Regions from separate parts of the Homo sapiens genome. Here region 1 is linked to region 2. A link is a contact called in ENCODE Hi-C or POLR2A ChIA-PET data. All regions are on one chromosome and are shown on one strand. Each heading gives the region's core, a stretch centred on a gene start or an enhancer-like site at or near the end of the contact. The rest is flanking DNA. Distances are from core to core; before and after follow the strand shown. Region 1 overlaps EPB41L4B (erythrocyte membrane protein band 4.1 like 4B). Region 2 overlaps EPB41L4B (erythrocyte membrane protein band 4.1 like 4B).

The links. Hi-C counts contacts between places; a loop is a spot of excess contacts on that map. ChIA-PET counts read pairs that join two places held with the same protein, here RNA polymerase II (POLR2A). Pooled maps may share reads with other maps.
Region 1: a loop to region 2 is called in a map of K562, with 4 times the contacts of the local background. The contact joins two enhancer-like sites. A Hi-C loop is called at or near these places in 5 of 168 maps with a recorded cell type or tissue (Calu3, IMR-90, K562 and 2 more) and 1 of 50 pooled maps. POLR2A ChIA-PET finds 5 or more read pairs at or near these places in 1 of 52 experiments (endothelial cell of umbilical vein).

What each region holds. Positions count from the first base shown.
Region 1 is chr9:109,274,972-109,281,693 of GRCh38, reverse strand. EPB41L4B (erythrocyte membrane protein band 4.1 like 4B) reads left to right here. Exons shown (of 26, transcript NM_019114.5): 2 at 1,773-1,877. Among named protein-coding and RNA genes, the nearest start is that of EPB41L4B, 43 kb to the left of the region's middle. Within about 2 kb of position 4,158, at least 6 of the 41 ENCODE cell types and tissues checked have a DNase peak (open chromatin) inside an H3K27ac peak, as active enhancers do.
Region 2 is chr9:109,211,761-109,219,089 of GRCh38, reverse strand. It overlaps EPB41L4B (erythrocyte membrane protein band 4.1 like 4B), which reads left to right. Exons shown (of 26, transcript NM_019114.5): 16 at 1,945-2,168; 17 at 5,272-5,390. Among named protein-coding and RNA genes, the nearest start is that of FRRS1L, 48 kb to the right of the region's middle. Within about 2 kb of position 5,614, at least 2 of the 41 ENCODE cell types and tissues checked have a DNase peak (open chromatin) inside an H3K27ac peak, as active enhancers do.

The sequences.
Region 1 (6,722 bases), core at 2,909-5,408, 64 kb before region 2:
ATTTATTTATGAGACGGAGTCTCGCTCTACCGCCGAGGCTGAGTGCAGTGGCACAATCTCGGCTCGCTGCAACTTCCACCTCCCCGACCTCAGCCTCCTGAATAGCGGGATTACAGGTGCCCATCACCATACCCTGCTAATTTTTGTATTTTTAGTGGAGACAGGGTTTCACCATGTTGGCCAGGCTGGTCTTGAACTCCTGATCTCAAGTGATCTGCCCGCCTCAGACTCCCAAATTGTGGGGATTACAGGCATGAGCCACTGTGCCCGGCCTTTTTAATTACAGCCATCCTAGTGAGTGTGACATAGTATTTGATTGTAATTTTGATTTGCATTTCCCTCATGACTAGTGATGCTGAGCATCTTTTCATGTGTTTATTGACCATTTGTATGTTTGGGGGGAACTAGTTGTATGTACCCTCTGTCCATTTTTAAATTGGATACTTGTCTTTTTATTATTGAGCTGTAATAGTTCTTTATATATTCTAGATTTGCAAACATGTTCTCCCATCTGGGTTGTCTGCACTTCATGTCTCCATGTCCTTTGAAGCAAAAAAAAAAAAAAAAGTCTCACATTTTGATGACGTCCAGTTTATTTTTTCTTTTGTTGCTTGTGCTTTTGGTGTCATAGCTAAGAAATCATTGTCCAACTCAAAGTCATGAGGCTTTATGCCTGTGTTTTATTCTGAGAGTTTTATAGTTTTAGCTCTTACATTTAGGTCTTTGATGCACTTTGAATTAATTTTTGCATATGCTGCCGTCTACTCTTAGGTTACCCAGTGCTGCAGTTAAAGGGAGAGTCAGTGCTGGATTCTTTCCCTTTCTTTACCAGTTTCCATAATAAGGAGTTGCCACCGAGTCATCCTATGGAGTTGGGTTTTTTTTTTTCTTTGTGATTATGGCACTTAGATTTAAGCATATTTGTGTTTGGATCCATTGAGAATGATGTCGTTTTATCTGAGAAGCGTGTCTGCTCCGCTTGGGTGACTATTAAGAAGCCTTTTCATTTGTCAGAGACTTCAGTATCCTTGTGGTGGTTTCTCATTCAGACTCTCTCTCAGTTTTCCCAAGGAGAGGTGGGGAGAGTAGGTATCCTGAGGCCCGTTTTACAGGGGCAGGAATAGAAACGTTAGGAGGAGTGACTTGTACGAAGTCAAGTGGCAGATGCAGGACTTGACCCCTTGTTTCTCCGACTGCTTTCTTGTGCTCATGCCCCATGTGTATACCACATAGTCAAAACCTTGGCATGAACCTGGAATTTGAGTTTGAGTCCTGGTTATGGCCTGTGACCTCCAGCAGGTCTTTGGGTTTCCCTGAGACTTCGTTACCTACTTTGTGAAATCGGAAGACTGGAAGAGCCAATTTCAGAGGATGAGCTTTCTTTCCTAAGTAAGGTTGCCTGCATTGAGAAACAGCCCAGCTTTTGCTACGCTAGAGTAAGGCCCTGTTACACCCTTCTTCAAGTGTGTCTGATTTTGGCAAAGCTTATCTTCCCATGTAGGTATTCATCCAAAAAGTATTCTTTTTGTAAGAAGAGACTAGCAAAAGTTAACAGGGTTATCTAGATTCTTAACTTTATGCTATTATGTGGCATTTGAGTTTCTTTAATCATGAGTTTGTATTACCCTTATAATCAAACTAATTACAAATTTAAAAATTTGTGTGTGCTGACATGTATGCAATTTACAAAGAGAAGTAGGTTTTTTTTAACCTTTTTTTTCTTATCTAGCTGTCTCACCCTAAGTTTTTTCATCTTCCCAATTGTCTTCCAGAAACATGCCAAAGGCCAGGATTTGTTTGATCAGATTGTGTACCACTTGGACCTTGTGGAAACAGATTACTTTGGCCTCCAGTTCCTCGACTCTGCCCAGGTTGCGGTAGGTTATTGCTTTGATTCATTTCAGAACAGATTGGCTTTTCATTGCTAATTGCACGTCCACAGTTGCTAGAAATGGGTAGAGAAAAACAAGACTAAAACTGTGATACTGTGCCAGTAACAGGCATTGGGATGGAGGTTGTGGTGCCCAAGTGCCATGCGTCACAATGCTTGTAGGATGCCTCACCCTTGAGGTGGCCAGTAACCAGGAGAGGATGTGAATGGGATTCATTAGGGATGCATTATAGGCACATTTCTAGAAAAGGTAGAAAGAAGAAACATCATTATAGAAGTTCTTTCAGGCTGGGGGCAGTGGCTCGTGCCTGTAATCCCAGCACTTTGGGAGGCTGAGGCAGGTGGATTGCTTGAGTCCAGGAGTTCAAAACCAGCCTGGGCAACAAGGTGAAACTCCATCTCAACAAAGAATACAAAAATTAGCCAGGCATGGTGGCATGTGCCTGAAGTCCCAGCTACTAGGGAGGCTGAGGTAGGAGGATTGATTGAACCCAGATGGTCAAGGCTGCAGTGAGCTCAATCGATCCTGCCACCTCAGCCTCCCTAGTGGCTGTATTCCAGCCTGGGTGACAGAGTAAGACCCTGTCTGAAAAAAAAAAAAAAAGGAAAAGAAAGAAACTCTTCTAATGGTGCTGCTTTTATTTTTAACCAGCAGAAGAGGCTGTGCCACCATCTTCTTACAGAGTCTGGCTGGGTAGAGAGCAGGTGCTGTGAACGGAGCTGAATGCCAGCCAGGCTTAGTGGGGTTGGGGGTGGATGGGGTTGGAGCAGGTCTTGCTGTTGCCGAGAACCATCTTGCAGGTTCCAGGAAGCTGTGTTAGGTCAGCACTTTACTTACTTTGCCTGAGACAGAACTGTTCACAGTGGAGATGTTAGAATGAGTGAACTCCACAAAGCTCAGACCCACTCTTTTTAAAAGCAGGAATGACTTCATAGTTCCCCTTCCCAACAAAATCTAGCTTGGGGTTTCAAAGATAATTTATTCGACAATCTAAATCTATTTATGGAGTGCCCATTATGCACTGGGCCCTGTGCTGAGCATTGCGGATAAAGCAGTGCACATAGATATGTCATATGCCAGATGGTAATAGGAGTCAAGAAAAATAAAGGCGAGGAAAGGGTGGACTGGGGGGAGGGGAAGCACTATTTTAGACAGTGTATTAAAGTCTGGGTTCCCTGATCAGGATGTTTGAGCTGGAGACCTGGAGCTCCCATAATGGTTAAGGCTGTCTACTGGAAGATACTTATCAGATACTTCCTGATTGTATCTGGAAGTTGTCAGGTGACATGTGACATTTGTAAGGTGAAGATGTACAAAATCGGTACCTGGGAATTAGGTCTGCTGGAGAATGTTAGTGACATGCTGAGTCCTTCGGTGACAGATTGGAATCTGGACGGGAATGCATCCTGGCTACAGTGCCTCTGGGGTGGACACTCCCACTGGATGTCCCTGTGCAGATGTGTCCCTCAACCTCAGCCACTTCCTCTGCATCTTCAGGACGTCCTGTTATGCCACCCCACCCCACCCCCAAACTGTGTCCTCCTCAAACTGTCCTCCTCGAACCCTCCCGGGTTCCTTCTCATTTCTCAGCCAGAGACTCTCACTCCGTCCACCGGACCCGGGAGAAGGGCAGAACAACTTTTCCTCTTTCCACCTCTGAGTCCAATTCCGCTTCCTTTGAGGTTGGGCCGACCAGTGTCCTACCCTCTGACCTCATGACTGTCCTTCGCATCCCTCGAGGCCTTTGGTGTCTCAGTTTTTCTCTTCCTCTGGGTAGCCTCAGGACTGAAGTTACTGGCCCTCCTACATATTCTGGACACTGTTTCCTGTCATTTAAGCTTCATTTGAGCAGATTGACAAGACCCACATAGATTCTCGTGTGTCCTGTCACCACCTGCACTCCAAGATCCAGAATTCTGCCAGTCCCCATTCCAGGATAACTTCCCTTGATTCCTTCCATTTTCCCAGTTCCCCTCCCTCTGGGCTTGGCCCACAGCGGTCTCCTTCTGCCCTTTGTCCCCTCCCAGCCTTCTCCTGCCCTGGCCTTCCTCCCAGCCCCAGCCAGGCCTCGGCCACCTCACCTGTGTCCTCACTTGGCCTTTGATTCTCCTGCCCCCGTGACTGTCCCCTGGCCTCCCCTTGACACGCAGGCCCATCTGTTTCCTCTGTGGCTTGTCCCAGCCTGCCAGGCGTTGCTGGAGAGAGCCACGGTCTGTGCCTTCTGGCATCAGCACCGATCACAGGTTCAGCAGAGTCCAAGCTCCCGAGCTGCTCCCTGAGCCTCAGTAGCCCCAGATTGACTCTTGGCCACCCGACAGGTCCATGTCTGGATCTGAGCACAGACCTTTAGTCCAGTCCCCACGGAGGCTTTGTTCCAGCAGTTGCCTCACCTGCTGAGAAGACCGAGGTCGTTCAGCTAAAATTCCTTGAATTTTCTTCCCCTACACTTCCGATTCTGTCTGTCCATCTTTTTTTTTTTTTTTTTTGCATGTCTACTTCTCAATCTACTCTCTACACCTGGAGCGGCAGGCCTATTTCCACTTGCTTCCTGAATGCCATATTTAGGGTTCTCTCTGTCCCCAGCATCCTCCACCTGTTTCCAGCACCTGCCACTCTCCAGCCCTCTTCTTCCCTGGAACTCTTCTTGATTCTGCCTTCTCCTGTGTGTCTTAAAGCGTGTGGTATTTTTGGCTTCAGAATATCTGTGGCCCTGAACTAGAAGTCAGACTGGACCTTGTTCCTGGCTCTGCCTCTGACTCATTTGGTAGGCTTTAGATAGGCTGCCTTGCTCCTCTGGCCTCTGTTTTCTCATCTGTAAAATGGGGTACTTGGACCTGTTCTCCAAGAAAACTTACACTTCTAATGTTCAGTCATTCTGAGTCTAAAGGGGACGTTGGCATGTCTGCTGCAAATGCGTTCTCTAGTTAGAAAGGAGGAGGTATCTTTCATTTCTGCCCTTAGAACCTATGCCTGTTACCTTGGCAGCATGTCCTCATCCCCAAGTGACCCCTCATTAGCCACTCAGATTCCCAGAAAGCCAAGTCTGTGACTCCATTATGAAGGCCTTTGCCATGAGCCTCTGCTGACTTGGCTGGCAGGCTTTCCCGCCCGCCAGTGCCCTGTCACTGTGCAGCAGGAGGGGTGTTCACAGCAGGATACAGGCGGCTTTCCCAGGCCAGACACCTGAAGATGCTCAGGCTCTCAGGCCTTTCCAGCATCCAACTCTACAAATTTGAGGCAAAAACAGGTGGGAGGGCGAGGGTCCTCATCTGCCTCCAGCTCTGAGGATGCAAGAGCTGTGCGGCAGCAGCAGTTCCCAGGACCCTCTAGTCATTCCCATCTTTGCTTTCTGAGCTGGACTCCTTACAGTCTGGGTCTTATGATGCCTGCACTTATCTCTGTGCCTTTGCTTATGCTGTTTCTCCTTCTGCTGTTTCTCACCTGTTTAAACTCCCAGCCATCCTTCAAGACCATCTCAGATGACCCCCCCCTCACCCTTCATGAAGCGTGTCCTGAACTCTCAAAGTGTTTTTTCTACTATGCAAATCTTATTTTGCCTTCTGTGGCCATTTGACTGTTTGGCCTTGGGTTTGTTATTTGTGTGTGTGTGTGTGTGTGTGTGTGTGTGTGTGTGTGTGTGTGTGTGTATACACACACGTATATATTATGTATATATACACTATATATGTGTATATAGATACACATATATAATATATATGTATATATACACATATTTATGTATATACATATATTTTATATATATATATAAAACTTTAAATTTAGATCCTAAGACTTAGGACCTCCTCCTCTTAACTCGGTGATTCTTGGGGACAAGGCACATAACCTAGAACCTTCTTTTTTAGCCCCAGAAGGAACCTGAGGGAGAGGCATTTGTCAAATCTTTCTAGATCTTTCTTTTACCATCTTCTAGATGGTGAAACCAAAGCCCTTAGATCTTGGCAAGTCATTTAGTGAATAGCACAGCTTGGACTCAAACTCAAATTTTGCAATTTCAGGTCTATGTGCTCTTTCTAGTACACCCTACTCTTGAGTCTCAGTTTCCTAGCTGTAAAGTGGAGGTAGTGTAATAACATCTGTTTCATGGGGAATTTGAGGAGCTCAGAGAATTAATGGAGGAGAAAAGTTTTTGTAACCTGGGACGTGGATATGGGTCTCCTCTTTGTAGCTGGGCAGTGTGAGGGGGGACCGGAAGTCATCACTGCCCCCAGGGGTGAGCATGCTAAGAAGGTACAGTTAGCTGATTGGAACCTGTAAGGCCCGCCTTGCCTGTGGGAGAAACCTTAGCCAATTTAATCAAGAGGCTTTTGGGAGAGTCTGCTGAGATGGCTTTTGGGGTCATTGATTTTTATAGGACCTGGGAGGTGATTGGATGTCATAGGAGGTGTTTCTGCAAACAGTAGGGTAATAGATGGACCCGGAAGGGAATGGTTCACTTGGCTATTGGCTTATTGCCCCATAATTGAGCCTCCTTCAAGCAATGGTGTTCCCACCCAGCCCCTGACATGCAGATCAGAGGTTGGCAGCTGCAGGGCTCTTGGCATGGCTCTCTGCATACCCAGCTTATATCCCCAGCTCCCTGAAAAGAACCACGCCTGGTTTCCATAGTGCCCTGCCCAGCCCTGAAGCAACTGTCAAAGCGTATTGATATCACCTATTTTTAGCAGTTGGGACTAGGACCTCCTGTTTCCCTTTTCCATGTCAAAACAGGAGGCCATCCAGGAACCCACTCTGCAGATTTCACTTTGGTACAGCTCAAAGCAGGGGCTGGGAGTCTGTGTCTACATATCAAAGCTTGCTTCTGAGAGCCAA
Region 2 (7,329 bases), core at 4,365-6,864:
CTGTTTCAAGAACTGTCCAGCAAAACCTAACTGTCTTCCCCCGAATGCTCTTTCCCTTACAAACACCTTCCCCCAGGAGAACTGATTGCTTCCACTTCTGCATTTTCTTAGCAGTTTGTTCTAGTATGATTGTAAGTGACTGAATCACAGAGCTTCCTACTCTGGAGTGTGAGTTCCTTGAAGACAGAGTGAAAGAGTGGGCAGTAGAGATCTGAACCATGGGAATGAGCAGAAAAAGGGGTTAGCCCTGCCAGGGAATAAGAGGAAGGGATCTTTATCTGGGTCTTAAAGGCTGGAAGTCTTCCTGGAAGAAGGGGTATTTTCACTGGGTTGACAGATGAGGAAGGACTTCAGGAGGCACCAAGAAGTAAGAGGCATCGGGATGGGAAGGAGTTAGGGTGGGAAGTAGAAGGATGTAGCAGGAGATGAGGCTGAAAAGAGAAAGGGCCAAGACTGGGGGCGGGGGGAGGTGCTGTCAGTGCCACATAAAGGATTGTGGCTTTTATCCTTCAAGCCAGGGCTCTTCACCTGGGTCCATGGAGAGGCTCTAGAGGGCCTGATATTGTGTGTAGAATGTTGTTTGTTGGTACAGGGAAGGTTCGTGGTATTCACCAGATTTTCAAAGGGGTTTCTGTCTTAAAGTGGTTAAGAATTATTAGTGTTAGGCTGGGTGCGGTGGTTCATGCCTGTAATCCCAGCACTTTCGGAGGCTGAGGCAGGCAGGTCACTTGAGGTCAGGGGTTTGAAACCAGCTTGGCCAACATGGTGAAACCCCATCTCTACTAAAAATACAAAAACTAGCCAGGCATGGTGGTGTGCACCTGTAATCCCAGCTACTCAGGAGGCTGAGGCATGAGAATTGCTTGAGCCTGGGAGGTGGAGGTTGCAGTGAGCTGAGATAGTGCCACTGTATTCCAACCTGGGCAACAGAGTGAGACACTGCCAAAAAAAAAAAAAAAAAAAGAATTATTAGTATTAGAGATATATTCAAGCTCCTTGAAGAAGGAGAGCATGGTCTGGAATGTAATTAGAATAGCACTCTGGCAATTACTCTGTGGAGGATGGACTAAAGGAACGAGCAGAGACGGGGAGAGCCAGCAGGAATCTGTTACAAGAGTCTAGGTGGGAGATGACACGGCCTTCAAATGGGGCAATCCTAGTTGTTTTTTGTTTTTTTTTTAAAAGGAGGTGGTCCACTGGAATTAAAAGATGTTGTAAGCTGGGCACAGTGGCTTACACCTGTAATCCCAGCATTTTGGGAAGCCCAGGAGGGTGGACCACTTGAGCCCAGGAGTTTGAGACCAGCCCAGGCAACATAGCGAGATCCTGTCTCTACAAAAAATTTTAAAAATTAGCCAGGCATGGTGTCATATCCCTGTGGCCCCAGTTGCCTGGGAGGCTGAGGTGGGAGAATCACTTGAGCCTGGGAGCTTGAGGCCACAGTGAGCTGTGTTTGCACCACTGCACTCCAGCCTGGGCAACACAGCAAGACCCTGTCTCAAGAAAAAGATGTTGCAGCACTGATGTTAACTGGAGCTTTCTGCATGTTGTGGGTGACAGAGAGGAAGAGAAACTGACCCCAAGACTTCTAGTTTGCATTATGATCTTGTCATAGGATTATTTACAAATGATTTTTTATTATTGTTTTTACCTCTTCCTCTCATTTAGAGAATGCCTTTAAAAAAAAGAAATAAATATTATTTCATTTAATTTCAAATACTTCTTTAAGTTACAAGACTTAAAGTCTCTGATATATACAAACTTCCACTTTGCTCTTTTTCTTAAGTATAATATTACCATTGTATATACTTTATAATAACTACAGATCTAGTTTTTGAGTTTATTTCTTTCAGTGTTTAATGCCTAGAAAACGTCTTTGAAAGTACACAGAGGGCTTGCAAGGCATTCTGCTTTTCTAAATCCTGACTGTGTCACCCTCCACAGCTACCCGCTCCCTTCCCCAGTGCTTAGCAGCTCGGACCGGTTGCCTTTTGGCATTGAGGAGAATGGGGGCACACCGTTCCTCACCGCAGCTTCAGGAAGGCATCACCACCAGCACCAGCATCAGCATCAGCACCAGCACCACTCAAACTACAGCCTCTCACTGACCCTGGAGAACAAAGAGGGGCCTCTGAGGTCCCCAAACTCCAGCAGCAAGTCCCTTACAAGTGAGTAGGGGTGGAGGGGGCAAGGCAGGAGAAGGGGGAGCAATGCTGCAGGGCACGAGAGTTCCCTAGATTCTTAAGACAGACCCTTGCGGTGCAGCACACAATGGTTGTCATGTTATGCTGGGCTACCGGGTTTGGGCCAGAGTAGACAAGAGCCTTATGCATTTGAGCAGAAGCACTTTAGGGATTATGGTTTACCAGTAAACTCTAATTTCATTATAGGGTCACAGTTCTCCACCTCCTTTCTTTTTTTCTTTTCTTTTTTTTTTTTTTTGAGATGGAGTCTGGAGTCTGGCTCTGTCACCCAGGCTGGAGTGCAGTGGCATGATCTCGGCTCATTGCACCCTCCCCCTCCCAGGTCCGAGCAATTCTCCTGCCTCAGCCTCCCGAGTAGCTGAGATTATAGGCATGTGCCACCACACCCAACTAATTTTTGTATTTTTAGTAGAGACAGATTTTGACTATGTTGGCCAGGCTGGTCTCAAACTCCTGACTTCAGGTGATCCACACATCTCGGCCTCCCAAAGTGCTAGGATTACAGGCGTGAGCCACCATGCCCGGTCAAGAAGTGAAGGCTTTTGAAAAGTGATTAAGTCATGAGAGTTCCACTCTTATGAATAGATTAGTGCCTTACAAAAGAGCTGGACGAAAAAAATCCCAAAGTGCTGGGATTACAGGCGTGAGCCACAGTGCCCCGCCTCCACCTCCTTTCTTAACAGTTCTCTGCCTCTGTGGTACCCAGCACTGGCTTGAGCAATGGAAAAGAGAAAGAGGGGAGGGGAGTGATGGCTGGACTTTCTACTTTCTTCATCATAGAAAAACTCATTCTATCCCATTTTTGACATTCCACTTGGGAGAGCAAAGTGGTGTCAGGTAGATCCAATCTGTCTACTGTTATGGGTCCCAGAAAGAGAAGTTACAAAAATAGAGAGTGAGCAATTAGAAATTTTATTATTTTATTTTATGACAGGGTCTTGCCATGTTGCCCAGGATGGTCTTGAACTCTTGGGCTTAAGCAACACTCCTGCTTCAGCCTCCCAAAGTTCTGGGATTATAGGCATGAGCCACCATACCCAGCCCAGAAATATTGTTAGCAATATGATAGAATGAGTTTATATCTTTTAAATCTAATAAAAATATGGGCTTTGATTCGGCATGTCCGTTATTTTATTTTTCTAGAAACTCACTTTTATTATACGTTACCAAAGAATTCATCTTTGGTATGAAAAGAACCTGTTGTTTATCAAATGTGGTTTGAAAAGTACTGAGGGCTGGACGCAGTGGTACGTGCCTATAATCTCAGCTACTCAGGAGGTTGAGGCAGGAGAATCGCTTGAAACTTGGAGGCAGAGGTTGTAATTATGCTTGTAATCCCAGCACTTTGGGAGGCCGAGATGGGTGGATCGCCTAGGTCAAGAGTTCGAGACCAACCTGGCCAACGTGGTGAAACCCTGTCTCTACTGAAAATACAAAAATTAGCTGGGCCTGGTGGCGTGCACCTATAATCCTGGCTACTTGGGAGGCCGAGGCACGAGAATCACTTGAACCTGGGAGGTGGAGGTTGCAGTGAGCCGAGATGGTGCCACCGCACTCCAGCCTGGGCGACAGAGTGAGACTCTGTCTCAAAAAAGAAAAGAAAAGAAAAGAAAAGTACTGAAGTGGAGGCTTCGATTCTAGCTCTTACCCTTGAACTGAGTTCCCTCTTTGATCTTCTATTTTCTCATCCATGAAATAGGGTAGAGGGTATTGAGATGATGACCAAGGAATCTTCCAGCTCTGATATTGTGTGAGTCTGTGAGCTGTTGAGACAGGATGGGCCATCCAACCTTCACCTTGGGGCCACAGGGAACAACTCTGTGTCAGCTGAGCTGGAAATGGAAACTCGACACCCACTTGGTATTGAAGAATCCGAACTCTGTCCCTCATCACTATCCACACTGCCCATGCCCTAGTCCCTGCCTCATCTTTGTATATCTAAATAACCATAACAGCCTCCTAAGGGGCACCCGCTCCAGGACAATCTCCAAATAGTAGCTGCCAAAGTCATAGTTCTCACCACATAACTCTGACCACATGCCATAAGACCTTTCATTAGCTCTTCACTGTCTGGGATAAAGTCCTCGCTTCTGAGCAGGGCCATACACAGACCTTGCGTATCCTGACCCCTGCCAAGGTCTTCATTCTTCCCTCCACTCCTCACCATACTCTAGCTACACAGAACTACTCTCTTCTTACAAAATACTCTACTGGGTCTCAACTCTGTCCTTTGCACCTGCTGTTCCCTTTGCCTGGAATACTTTTCCCCACCTTGTTGAACTCCTACACATCCCTTAGCAGCCCATTCAAATGTTCGCTTGTCAGTGAAATGTTCTCTAACACCCATCCTCAGTTCCGTCCTGCTCCTTTAGCAATTAAATAAACCTTTTCTCAGTCTTCTTCGGAATATCTCCACATGTGTCCGTCATCCCCATTAGATTAAAATTTTGTCTCATTCACCTCTTTCTTTCAGCTCCCAGATCCCAGTTGCTAACGATACTTGGCACAAGTTTTAATATGTAATGAATATTTAATATTTAATGAATATTTAATGTATTAATGAGTAAATTCAAGCTGGAAGGAGAAGTAGTGGCAAATGAATCCAAAGTAGCACAGAAATAAAAATCAATGGATTTGATTTTAGGAACATAACATGGCTTTTAAGGGCACGTTATATGCCTGTTTGCCTGAACACTAATCTTTCCAATTTGCATAATGCTTTTCCATTTTTAAAGCATTTATACATAAATGACTTCATTGGATATTCACAGCAACCCTGCAAGGTAAGTAATTTTATTTTCATTTTTAAATGGCTCAGAGGGTCAGAGAGGCAAAACAACGTACCCAGGGGCGTCCAGCTCATGTGTGGGACAGTTAAGCCTTGAAACCTTGACCTCAGATATTCTCACACCCTATCAGCTGATGCATACTGAAGGCATGAGAGCTGCTGGAGGAGGAGGCCGGCAGAAAGGGTGCTGGGAATCGGGCGCTGGCAAGTGTCCCTTTTCCCCTGTATCTATCTGTCCTTTCAACCTTTCCTTATTTATTTCTCCTGGCTGCTTTGTAGAACTGAGTCCAGGAACACCTGCCTTGTTCAGTGAAGCCGCTGCCCATCTAAAGAAGCTGGAACTGGAAACTGTGAAGGCTGCTGGACCCTGGCCTCCTCTGCACATCAACATAAACAAGGTGCCAAGGGCCGGGGCTCTGCCATGACCATGGACTTGGTGCTGACATCAAACCTCTGATTACTACCCTAGCCTGCCTGCTAAACCAAGTGCCTTTGCCTTGGAGGGATCTCTATTCCATCTTTCCTGACATTTCTGTTCAGGCTGTCTTTTAGGAGCAAATATTTACTTACCTTCCTTTTGGGTGAATTATAGCATTAGGCGTCGTTCCCAGTGTTTTGCCTGACAGGCTAGATCTGTTTGTTAGTTGTCTCTCCCTCCTACTAGACCGAAAGCTCCAGAGGGAGCATCCACATTTACCGCTTTGCATTTCTAGCCCTCTATCTCCCTCTGACAATGCCTGGCACATTGTAGATGTTCAGTAACCATTTGCAGATGGAAGGAAGGGAGGGATTAAGATACAGAAGGAGAAGGAGACAGGGCAGAAGCCAGGCCCCCTTTTGACTAGACCTATTCTTACATCCAAAGAGGCAGCCTTATAAAAGTCAAATTTTATCTTAGAACGATACATACCACTGCTGGATTCAGTCTGCCATTTAGTTCAACCTTCTCAATGTCTCAGACCAGAGGAAGGGAAATGACTTTCTCAAGGTTGCACAGCCCTTGACAACCTTCTCAATGTCTCAGACCAGAAGAAGAGAAATGACTTTCTCAAGGTCACACGGCCCTTCACAAGGTTGCAAAGCCCTTGACTCTCGATCCAGTGTCCTTGGCACTCCAACATGCTTCCTCGTTTTCTTTGCCAGCGTTTCTCAACTTTGGCACTAGCAACATTTTGGCCTGATGACTCTTTTTTGCAGTGGCTGTCCTGTGCATTGTAAAATGTTTTGCAGCCACAATGCACTAAATGCCACTAGGGACCCCCATCCAGTTGTGACAACCAAAAATGTCTCCAGACATTGCCAAATGTTCTCAGAAGGGCAAAATCTCCCTAGTTGAGAACCACTGTTGTACATACATTTTAATTTTTTAAATCCCCTAAGGAAGAATCTTTTTCATTCATGGTTCCTTTCTTCCTCTTTAATGCTTAGCTTTGTCCCTTTATGAGAGGGAATAGGAAGAATTTGGAAGAACTGCTCTGTGCAGCATGGGAAGGTTACACCTCCTGCCCTTCCCGTCCCTGACCTTTCCCATAATCCCTCAGCAGGGCGGCCTAAAGTTCCTCTGATTACTAATGGACCCCAACTGCAGGTTTAACCTTCAAAAAGCCCTGCTCATTCACTTTTTTTTTCTATACCTCCCTCCATGATTGCCAGCTAGAGAGAATTCCTCCTGCAGGATGGCTCTGATAGCCATTCAATCAACAGATCTTTATTGAGCAGGCTTGCCCTAGCTGCTAGGGATTCAACCCAATGCACCGTGTGCCCCCTGATTGGTCTTCTTTTTCTTAGTCGCCTGGTTTTCAACTTTTCTTCTGCAGTGTACACAATAAATGGTTTTAATGGGGGCTTATCCAGACTTTGGCAAAATCCAAAAATATTTTGCAAGGAAATACAGCATATAGTGTAGCACAGAACTCACAAGCTCTATAGTGATTTGCAATTGCCATGACTATTGGTGGAGCGTTGACAACAGCAGTTTGCTCTGGGTGAAGGCCTACCTGAGACACCTGTGGGTTATCGAGCATTTCCCTGGAGGTCAAGTTACAACTCCCTTCCTATCTCCTCCACTCAAAGAAATTGGCCTGGCATGGTGGTTCATGCCTGTAATCCCAGCACTTTGGGAGGCTAAGGCGGGTGGATCTCTTGAGGTCAGGAGTTCAAGACCAGCCTGGGCAACATGGCGAGACCCCCCCCATCTCTACTATAAGTACAAAAATTAGCAAGTTGTGGTGGCGGGCACCTGTAATCCCAGCTACTAGGGAGGCTGAGGCAGAAGAATCGCTTGAACCCACGAGACAGAGGTTGCAGTGAGCTGAGATCCTGCCACTGCACTGCAGC